2 separate regions of the Homo sapiens genome follow, and region 1 is linked to region 2. Evidence: chromatin contacts called from ENCODE Hi-C or POLR2A ChIA-PET data. All regions are on one chromosome and are shown on one strand. The core of a region is the stretch at or near the end of the contact, and the rest is flanking DNA. Distances in the headings are between cores, read along the strand shown.

The links. A loop is a pair of places that touch in the nucleus more often than their neighbours do. ChIA-PET counts read pairs that join two places held with the same protein, here RNA polymerase II (POLR2A). Pooled maps may share reads with other maps.
Region 1: a loop to region 2 is called in a map of naive thymus-derived CD4-positive, alpha-beta T cell, with 17 times the contacts of the local background. The contact joins the promoter of PPM1A here to the promoter of EXOC5 in region 2. A Hi-C loop is called at or near these places in 3 of 168 maps with a recorded cell type or tissue (CD4-positive, alpha-beta memory T cell and naive thymus-derived CD4-positive, alpha-beta T cell) and 12 of 50 pooled maps. POLR2A ChIA-PET finds 5 or more read pairs at or near these places in 2 of 52 experiments (CD4-positive, alpha-beta T cell and CD4-positive, alpha-beta memory T cell).

The regions. Positions count from the first base shown.
Region 1 is chr14:60,247,145-60,251,819 of GRCh38, forward strand. It overlaps PPM1A (protein phosphatase, Mg2+/Mn2+ dependent 1A), which reads left to right and starts at 2,077. Exons shown (of 6, transcript NM_021003.5): 1 at 2,077-2,533. RefSeq lists enhancers at 631-880, 1,423-2,151, 1,461-1,510, 1,571-1,920 and silencers at 2,021-2,120, 2,321-3,060.
Region 2 is chr14:57,265,860-57,270,342 of GRCh38, forward strand. It overlaps EXOC5 (exocyst complex component 5), which reads right to left and starts at 3,046. Exons shown (of 18, transcript NM_006544.4): 1 at 2,763-3,046. The coding sequence starts at 2,789. AP5M1 (adaptor related protein complex 5 subunit mu 1) reads left to right here and starts at 3,112. Exons shown (of 8, transcript NM_018229.4): 1 at 3,112-3,529. The coding sequence starts at 3,456. RefSeq lists a silencer at 2,477-2,536 and enhancers at 2,846-3,429, 3,077-3,276.

The DNA of each region.
Region 1 (4,675 bases), core at 827-3,326, 3.0 Mb after region 2:
TGTTACTTGCCTGGAGTATTAAGGATTCCAAGAAGGTAGCGTTTCAAAGATCTCTGATCTAATTTCTTTTTTTGGGGGGTCGGGGAGATATGTGGAGAATTAGGAAATGTATCCTCAGATGATACTGAGACCAAATGCATAGTGAATTTTATTTTTATTTTGTATATGTGGAAATGATCCACGATCATCTTCTAAGGAATTCTGGCCGGGAACAGTGGCTCACGACTGTAATCCCAGCACTTTGGGAGGCCGAGGAGGGTGGATCACGAGGTCAGGAAACCGAGACCATCCTGGCCAACACGGTGAAACCCTGTCTGAACTAAAAATACAAAAAAATTAGCCAGGCGTGGTGGCAGGCGCCTGTAGTCCCAGCTACTCGGGAGGCTGAGGCAGGAGAATGGCATGAACCCGGGAGGCGGAGCTTGCAGTGAGCCGAGATTGTGCCACTGTACTAGCCTGGATGAAAGAGCGAGACTCTGTCTCAAAAAAAAAAAAAAAAAAAAAAAAAAAAGTGAAGGAAACAGAACCTTCCCCAAAGTCATGTTGAGAAAATTAGAGATGGCTTTTTACAACTTTAAAAGCAGCAGCTAAATATTTGCTGAATGCCAGAAAGAATAAATAGGTTGCTTTTGATCTAAGAGTTGGGGCAACAAAATGGTTTAGGAGATAGAAAGTAGTAGGGTGCAAATTGCTATAGTGAGCTCCTCAAGTAAAATAGAGAGGCCTTCAACATAAATTTACCTTTTTTACTGGCCAGAACTCAATTTGGCCAGTAAAAGAACCTGCCTTCTACAATGAAGTCTTTGGTTTGTGTGTGCATCAGAACATCTTTTAAAAATACGGACTTTTCTTCTAACTTCTTTTCCTGCGAATGTGGTGTAGGTCAAATTCGTGAACTGGTTAAGCCGCTGACAAGAGAGGGAAGGGCACCCCAGCCAATGGGAACCCGTGCTGGTGATGTACTGCTCCTAGGCTGCGATTCATTGGCTGCCTAGGGTTTGTCATTCTATCCCCGGCGTCTGCAAGCAGCGTGGGTCGGGTTTTCCAGCTAGCTAAACTGGATTTTGGCCGCTGGCACGTGCAGTTTCTATTAACTTTAGCTCATCTCTACCTCTTAATAGAAGCAGCTGTTATGTTTCTGATTATTCTCCTGATTTTGAAAAATCCTGTTCCCTTAACCTACCTCATTGGAGGTCGTTGGAGGTCCCCTGGGACAGAACCACGTGATTATCTAACATGTGCAAATAAATACAATGTGGAATCCCCTGAACTATAGAGGGAAAACCTGCCAGAAACTCAGAGCATGTGCCCCGTGCGTGAATCAGTTGCACTCGCACATTGGTGGGCGGTGGTAGCGTGCTTGTGTCTCTGCCCTTTGGGTCGCGAGGTGTGTGGCCGTGGCACCTGCTTGGGCTTCCTGGGGTCACTGGGAGAGGAAGGCTCTGGAGGAGTGGGACTCTGGGGTAGGGGGGTCTGGCAGCTGCCTGGGACCCACCATGGGTTCGAAGGGCAGCGGCCAGACCGCGACGGCGCCCAAGAAGGGTGGACAGCTTCGGGTCTGTGCTCGGGGCTGCGTGTACACCATCTTCGCAGGGAGTGGGGTTTGTATCTGCAGGCAGGTAGAAGAGCCAGGGCTCCGGGCGCGGACGCCGTAGGGGTAGCTTCCGAGTCCCTACTTGGCCAAGGGCCGGCACGGAGGGGCTGTCGATCTACTGGGCACCTAATAGCCGCACATTCTGTCCAGTCCCTGGCGCCGGAACGTGAAGGCCCGGGTCCTGGCTGCTATCCGGGATCCGGACGCTCCCTTCGGCTTCGGCCTGGTGCTCCAGGCCGTAAGGCAAAGGCGGCGGCAGCAGCAGCGGCAGAGAAAGAAGCTGGGTAAGGCAGTGACGTCATCTGTGGCGGCCCCTCCCCCGCCCGCCAGCCCTCACCGCAGTTCCTGCCCAACGACATCCGGGTCTCTGTAGCTGCGCGCCGCGCCGCAGCTGTAGCGGCGGCGGAGCCAGCGGGGCGGGGCGAGCGGAGGGGTGGGGGAGGGGCGACGCGGTCGTGAGCGCGCCTGCGCGGGGCCGCGCTAGAGGCGGCGGCGGCGGCGGTGGCGGCGCTAGGGACGGGAGCGCGCGCGGGAGCTAGAGAGCAGTGGTCTCGGCGCTCGTCCGGCCCGCAGCTTCGGGTCCTCAGGCGGCTGTTGCTCCGGAACGGGTGGTTGGGGAGGGGGGGGTGGGGGGACTCTAGACAGCTGAGGCGCGAAAGCGATGAGTCCTCGGCTCTTCCTCCTCCTTCTCCGGGACCCGCTCTCTGCCTCCCTCTCCAACGCCCGGATGATCTGAGCCGCGAGGGCGCCGACAGCCGGGGGCCCGGACGCAGCCCGGCTCCTCCCCTCCTCCGCCCCTTCCCCAGCCTGACCTGGCCCGCCGCTGCAGCGGTGACCCCTCCCCCGGCTGCCGCCGTCGCCGCCGCGGTGACCCCCTCCCCGGCTGCCGCCGCCGCCGCCTCGGCCGACCAGGGACCTGCCCGCCTGCGGCTGCTCCGGGTAAGTGCGGCGCTCGGGCCGACGGCGGGCTGGCGGGCGGTGCGGGCCTGCGCGGCGGCGGCGGCGGGCAGGCCTGGGGCCTGTAAACAAGCCGGGCGTCTGCCCGGGCGCTCCCGGGAGGAGACGCGACAACTCCACCCCCTGGCCGGCCTCCTCCCCCGAGCCGGGCGGCGGACGGCGAGGGGTTAACGCTCGGCGAGGGCGGTGGCGGGGAGGCGGGGGCGGGGTGTTAGTTGCGGTGGCGCGGGGAGGGGGCGCGACCCTCTGGCCGTCCGCGGCCGAGATGGGTGTTTGTGGCGGCGAAGCAGGCGACGGCCGCAGGCCGGCCTGGCCGGAGAGCGGCCTGCAGAACTTTTCCCGAGCGGGGAGGGGGCGTCCCCGCGCCCCCACCCGCTCGGGCGCGCCGCCCCGGCTGTCCTGGGCTTCAGCCCCTGGGAGGGAGGCGGGGAGACTTCCTTTGAACCGGGCTTAGCCTCGAAAAACCTAATTCTGTAGAAATTGCTTAAGGTTTTACAGGGGGCAGGGCTGAGAGACTCCTTCAGAACTCAAGTCAGTGAGTGATGCCTCTAGTTCATTCATTATTAAGGCATCGAACAAATCCATTGAAGTAAATTCCGATTTCTTATCCTTTTAACTACGTAAATCGGGTAAAACTTCTTGATGTTAGAGCTTGGTTGAGGTATGGTTCTGTTCTGCTTGTAGATTTTAAATAAACTTGGAGCCTTTTCTTGAAAGACAGCTGGCTGTGGAGAGCCTTCTACCAACTGCAGTTTTAGATACGTTTTGAAAATTTCATCACCTGAGGTATTTTTCTTCTCTCCTGAAACACCACATGGTACAAATCCACAAAAGTCATGCTTCAGTTGTCCAAGCCATGGGATCTGTGTGCTAGCCCCACCTCCCCGCAAGTTTCCTGCTCATTGGAATAATGAGCTGAATGTGTTTTAAGAAGTGGTTGGAAGAGTATGAGAGATAGGTATCATTTTCTCAAAGGAAATGATTTTGACATTATTGAGAGAAATTAGACATTTTAACAATTGTTTTGTAAAACAGTCTTTTCAAACTTGCACGTTGGGGTTTTAAACACAACCACTTTACATGTGTTGCGCTCCGAAAAGTGGAGGGATTTGTTGAAACACTACTCTGCTGAGACTTAGGGTTCCAGAGCACTTGGGAATTTAGCATAGCTTGGTCCCCAACTCTCTTTGAAACACTTTACTTTTATACTTTTATCTTGCTACATATTGGGCCTTTTCCAAAGATTGTATTTCTGTAACTCCTTATTTTACAAATGAGAAAATTGAAAATAAGGAGATTCTCTATTCTTAGATGCTGCTTTTACTGACTTAATGCTTTCTTTACCAATAAATAATTTGAAGCACAAAGTAACATTTCCTAGTGTTATAGTTTTGTTCTTGTTATGTGTAACTTATATGTATCTGATTAAACTTTCAGTCATGTAAGGATGATTACTTTTAACCTGGAAGTTTACAGCAGTACCACATTATTGAAACTATAATGAACTTCCTGCACATGGCAGTTGCCTAAGACATTTTAATTTGATATCATAAAACATTTTTAGATCGGTGAAGTAATTATATTATGGGAAAGGTGTATTAAGACTGATAATGTTTGAAGTTAACTACCTCAATTATATTTGAGAAATAATAGTCATCAAATTGCTTTTTATTTGGCTTGTATCTTTTTATGTATTTTGTGTACATATTGTATCTTTTTACATGAGGGGCTGAGGTATATGACCTGTTGAAGGGAACAGTGCAGTAGGAGACAAGGATTGTTTAGTCATGGCTGTGCTCCAAAATATCTGTGTCCATGGACAAGTCCTTTAACCTTTTGAGTTTCAGCTTCCAAATCAGTAAAGCCAGTTGGGCAGATTATATTATCACATGTACTGTCCAGTTACTACATTTAAAAATTTTTTTTTATCAATATTGTGTGTCTAGTCAACATACCGTTGCCAAATAAATGCCTGTTATGTGTCAGGCACTTAGATGTTTCAGTGTTCTAAGGCTGGATTTCTTTCTCGGTTCTGTTTTATTTAACAAATTCTAAGTTGGTGATGGTTCTTTAGAAAAGCTGTTCTTGTGTTCTTGTAAGCTATTGATTTTTCTTTTGGGATTG
Region 2 (4,483 bases), core at 1,796-4,295:
CAGAAAGATCTGTCAACAAAAGTTGAAACTAAGAAGGTATTCTGAGAAACTTCCAGGATATACACTATTACAATAGCCAAATCATCTATTACTAAATCATTTCGGTCAACTGAGGAAATATATTACAGTTTGATTTTGTTATATGAAGTTGTTTTCATTGAGAGTCATGGGACCAATAAGATTTTAAAAGAAGCAGAGTTAACATAATGAAATGTCATGGATTCAAAAGCTTAATTTTGTTTTCATTTAACTTCTCCTAACATGAAAAGTGAAAGCATAATTCTATTTAACAGTGCATGAAAATCAGGATGCATAAAAACCAAACATCCTTGACTACATCCTGCCTTCCGTTTTCCACAGTTCTCCAGCTGGGACTAAGAAAGGGAAGCAGGAGAAAAAGATACTTCCCGTGACTCTTACTACAACCTAGATGCTATGGCAGTAGTTACAGGAAACTGAGCAGTGACAGGATTTTTTTTCCTCCTCCCTCCAAGGCCAAGAGATCAACTTTTCACTTGGGGATGAAAACTTACTCAAGAGTAGAGTCCACTGTAGGGCTGGATTCATAGCAGTACCAGAAAAGATAAATGCACTTCTTAATTATAACTATTGAAACTTAATTGTAACTATTATGCTTTTAATTATGATGAAGCAACAAGCTACATATAGTCAAGAAAAAAAGTCACGTCAGTTTTAAGATCTATAAATACGTTTAAATTTGTCCTAAAAACCCTCTGGCCTAAGGGTAGTCTAAGGGCTACTGTCTCTATTATCACAGAATCTTACTGGCTACCATGTAACTAGAGTCACTAAATTACATTATATATATGTATGTTATATATACGTTATATATATATATGTGTATGTGTGTGTGTGTATATATATATATATATAAAACGTATATATATACTACTTAACCTAATAGCAGGACCCCAGAAAGCAAAATATATATTTCCCCACCTCCTCCCCTTCCCCGCTAGGGAGAGGGGAAAAAAAAAAATCAAACATATTTCCAAATAAGTTACTGAAATCATGTGGTCAAACATTTAAATAAAAATATACATAAGATGGTCCAAGGTACAACTGGAACTGTCAAGCAGGATTAACTCAAAGGATAATGTCTTATGAACTGTATGACAACATATATAACAGTTTTCAGTTAAGAGCTGGCTTGCCGGCAAATACCTTAATTAAAGATCTCATACAACTTCATCGTTTTCTCCCTTTTTAAGATGTGAAAAATAAAACAAGGAACCACAGCACTACTTAGTACCTAGGGACACAGTAAAAGTTCCTAGCAGGAAAAATGTCTCCCCGTTCTTGTGTCAATAAACAGATGGCACAATTTTGGAATTACAGAAATTAATGTAGCATATCTCCCAACACTTAAGTGAGAAAATACAATATCTCTGAAGTCTTTCTTGTAATTACAATCCTTCATTCACAAATTACTGTCTTATTACAACTTATTATAACAATAACATATATTACTCCTCTCAAAAAAAGCATTATCTATCCAAAAGCTGACTGATATGCAAAATATAGTAACAATAACAAATGTAAATTTCCATTTGTTATTAAAACTGTGGCATTCAAATTGTAAGCCACAAAAACTGCTGAATCTTACGCAGAAAAAGGATACCATTTTCACTTATGGAGAAGTTCCCTATTGTGGATTACAGTCTTCTCAATTATTACACTTTTGTTACTCAATGTGAAACACAAGCACACACACAAAAAAGGGGTCTTTCTTTCCTTTTTCTTATCCGTTTTCATTTCTTTCACACAAGGAGATGCTTTATACGTGTCATTGTTTTGTAGCCTAATTAGAGTTTTCCTATTCTATTATCTCAAACTTTTATCACAGCTTCTTACAACGGACTTCACGAAATTAAATTTTAAGGTTTAGATACTGTAAACGCTCGAGGAAAGACATTAGTATTCTCACTATTACATATTAAGGATTCTCTAGCTTGCAGTTAGGTGATTTTATAATACATGTAAATGCATATAATACACTTAAGGTGCATTATATACATGAAACGAAGTGTTCGTTTTATTTTATAAACTTTTTTTATTTTATAATACACGTAAATGCCTCGAGTGTATTATTATGTATTACATGAAATAAAGTGTTCACTTGAATTTTGCCTCCCTTCAGTCTATCTCTCTTCAGTCGAAAGAGATAAGTAGGCCTTTATTGTCCAAAAAAAAAAAAATTGTCCCAGCCTTTTCAAATGTCAGGTTAAACTGGCAGTCCTATGAATGCCACCTGCAACCTTACTAATGGAATAATTACTCAAAACGAGAAGCCCCCAAGAGTCCCGATCTCAAGTGGCTTCCTCCTATTATTCCCGCGAGGACCCCAGCGACAAGACTCGCCCAACCTGAGGCTCCTGGCTCTCTTTCCTCGTCCTGAGTCAGCCCTTCCCACTACTCATCCGGAGTAGACATCTTCCAACACCCGAACCTTCCAGACTTTCCCTCTTGCCCCCACAAACAAAAGCAACCCTCCTCCCTTGGGACACCCGGCTTCCCCTCTCTGCCGACCGGCCGCCCAGCCCACCTCGGCCCCAAGCACCCCTCCCCCATTTCACGCTCCGCCCGCGCTGACACGGAGCTGCCACCCCAACCCTTCTGTTTCGCACCTCTCTCCCGAGGGCTCCTCCTGGGCAGCCAGCAAACGCCCGCTCCTCGGCCCGCCCACCCAGCTGCCTGCAAACCCCGGGCCTGCCACTCCCTGTAGAGCCGCCGGGGCCCACCTCGAAGAGCTCGGCCGTGGTAGCCATCCCGGCCGGCTGAGAGGCTCGCCCCCCACTGGATGCCGTCTCCGCTTCACATGCTGCGCCTCAGAGGCGCGGCGCACAGGTCTCCGCTCGGCTCGCCAGCTCCGGCTCCGGGCCGCTGCGGGCTCCCCAGCTCCCCACAGATCCCAGGAGGGGCGGGAGAGCGGCCATGAAGCGAAGCCGCAAACGCTTGTCAGCTGCCTCCCGGCGCCGCCCGCGCTGCTCCCATTGTCACCGCCTCATACGCCGGAAGTGGAACTGCGCGCGCCAGGGAGGTTGTCGGGAGGGGCCGGCGAATAAAACGAGCGGCGAAAGAACCGAAAAAAGGCTCGACGCTACCGTGTATGAGGAACTTTGATCCTTGCGGGCCACCATTCCGGAAGTAGAATTTAGAGGAAGAAAATACCGGAGTTGCAGGGTATAGGTAAATTTCTCAAGGTTATAGGTTGGGGTTCTTAGAACTTTTTGTGGTGTGTGTTGGCCTAGAGCGACTCAGAAGCGTTAGTGACTTCACCTAAAAAAGCTAACCTCTCTGCTGAGCGCGACCGGTATGCGGCGCAGGATGAGCCTCAGGGCTTCTGTTAAGAGTCTGTCTGAGAAAGCCGGTCTGCGCTGTTCCTCGGTGGCGACCTTAATTATGAGATGAGCTAATGCTTTACTGACTTAACCATGGCGCAGCGGGCAGTGTGGCTCATAAGCCACGAACCGGGAACTCCACTTTGTGGCACCGTGAGATTCTCCAGGTAAATGCAAATCTGAATCCTCAGGGATGATGGATCAGAAGATCGATGAAGTAGCATAGTTTTGTGGTGCTTCGTGGCCCAGGTTTGCCACGAATAGCTGCGTGACCTTGGGCTAGCCAGTTAACAGACCTCTGTTTCGTCTGTTAAATGGAGATTTTAATAGTCCTACCTTACAGTGTTGTGAGAATTGAGTTGATGACTGGTACATATTATTTACGGTATATGTTTTCTATTAGTATTGTGTTTTAAAATGACCTCCGTCTGCTTAGAATTAAAATGGAGATGACTAAGGGAACGGTAGAAAATTTACTGAGCACTAAACATTTTCAGATTTTTCAACATGCATTGACAAAATCGTTCCAGAACATTTTAACTTATTCTACTGAAAAATCCATGCTAAGTTATATCAGACTTTTATTTTTTTGTTTTTATTTTTTTGAGACGGAGTCTCGCTCTGTTCCCCAGGCTAGAGTGCAGTGGTGCGATCTCCGCTCACTGCAAGCTCCGCCTCCCGGGTTCATGCCGTTCTCCTGCCTCAGCCTCCCGAGTAGCTGGGACTACAGGCACCCGCCACCACGCCCGGCTAATTTTTTGTATTTTTGGTAGAGAGGGGGTTTCACCGTGTTAGCCAGGATAGTCTTGATCTCCTGACCTCGTGATCCGCCCGCCTTGGCTCTCAAAGTGCTGGGATTACAGGCAGGAGCCACCGCGCCCCGCCCAGGCTTTTATTTTTATCTTGTTAATATGTGTCAATGGTAGAAATCATCAGTTTACAGTTCCTAATTGTTGAAGAAAATAGAAACACAAAAAAATGTATTCACTATTTCATATATTGTGTTAAGTTGATCTGGTCCCACTATTAGAATTTGCCCTGTGTAATCAAAATAGCTCTGTTAAGGGAATTGTACAGTAACTCATTGTAAAATGTTGGTGGCAATCGAGTGGGTCTATTTC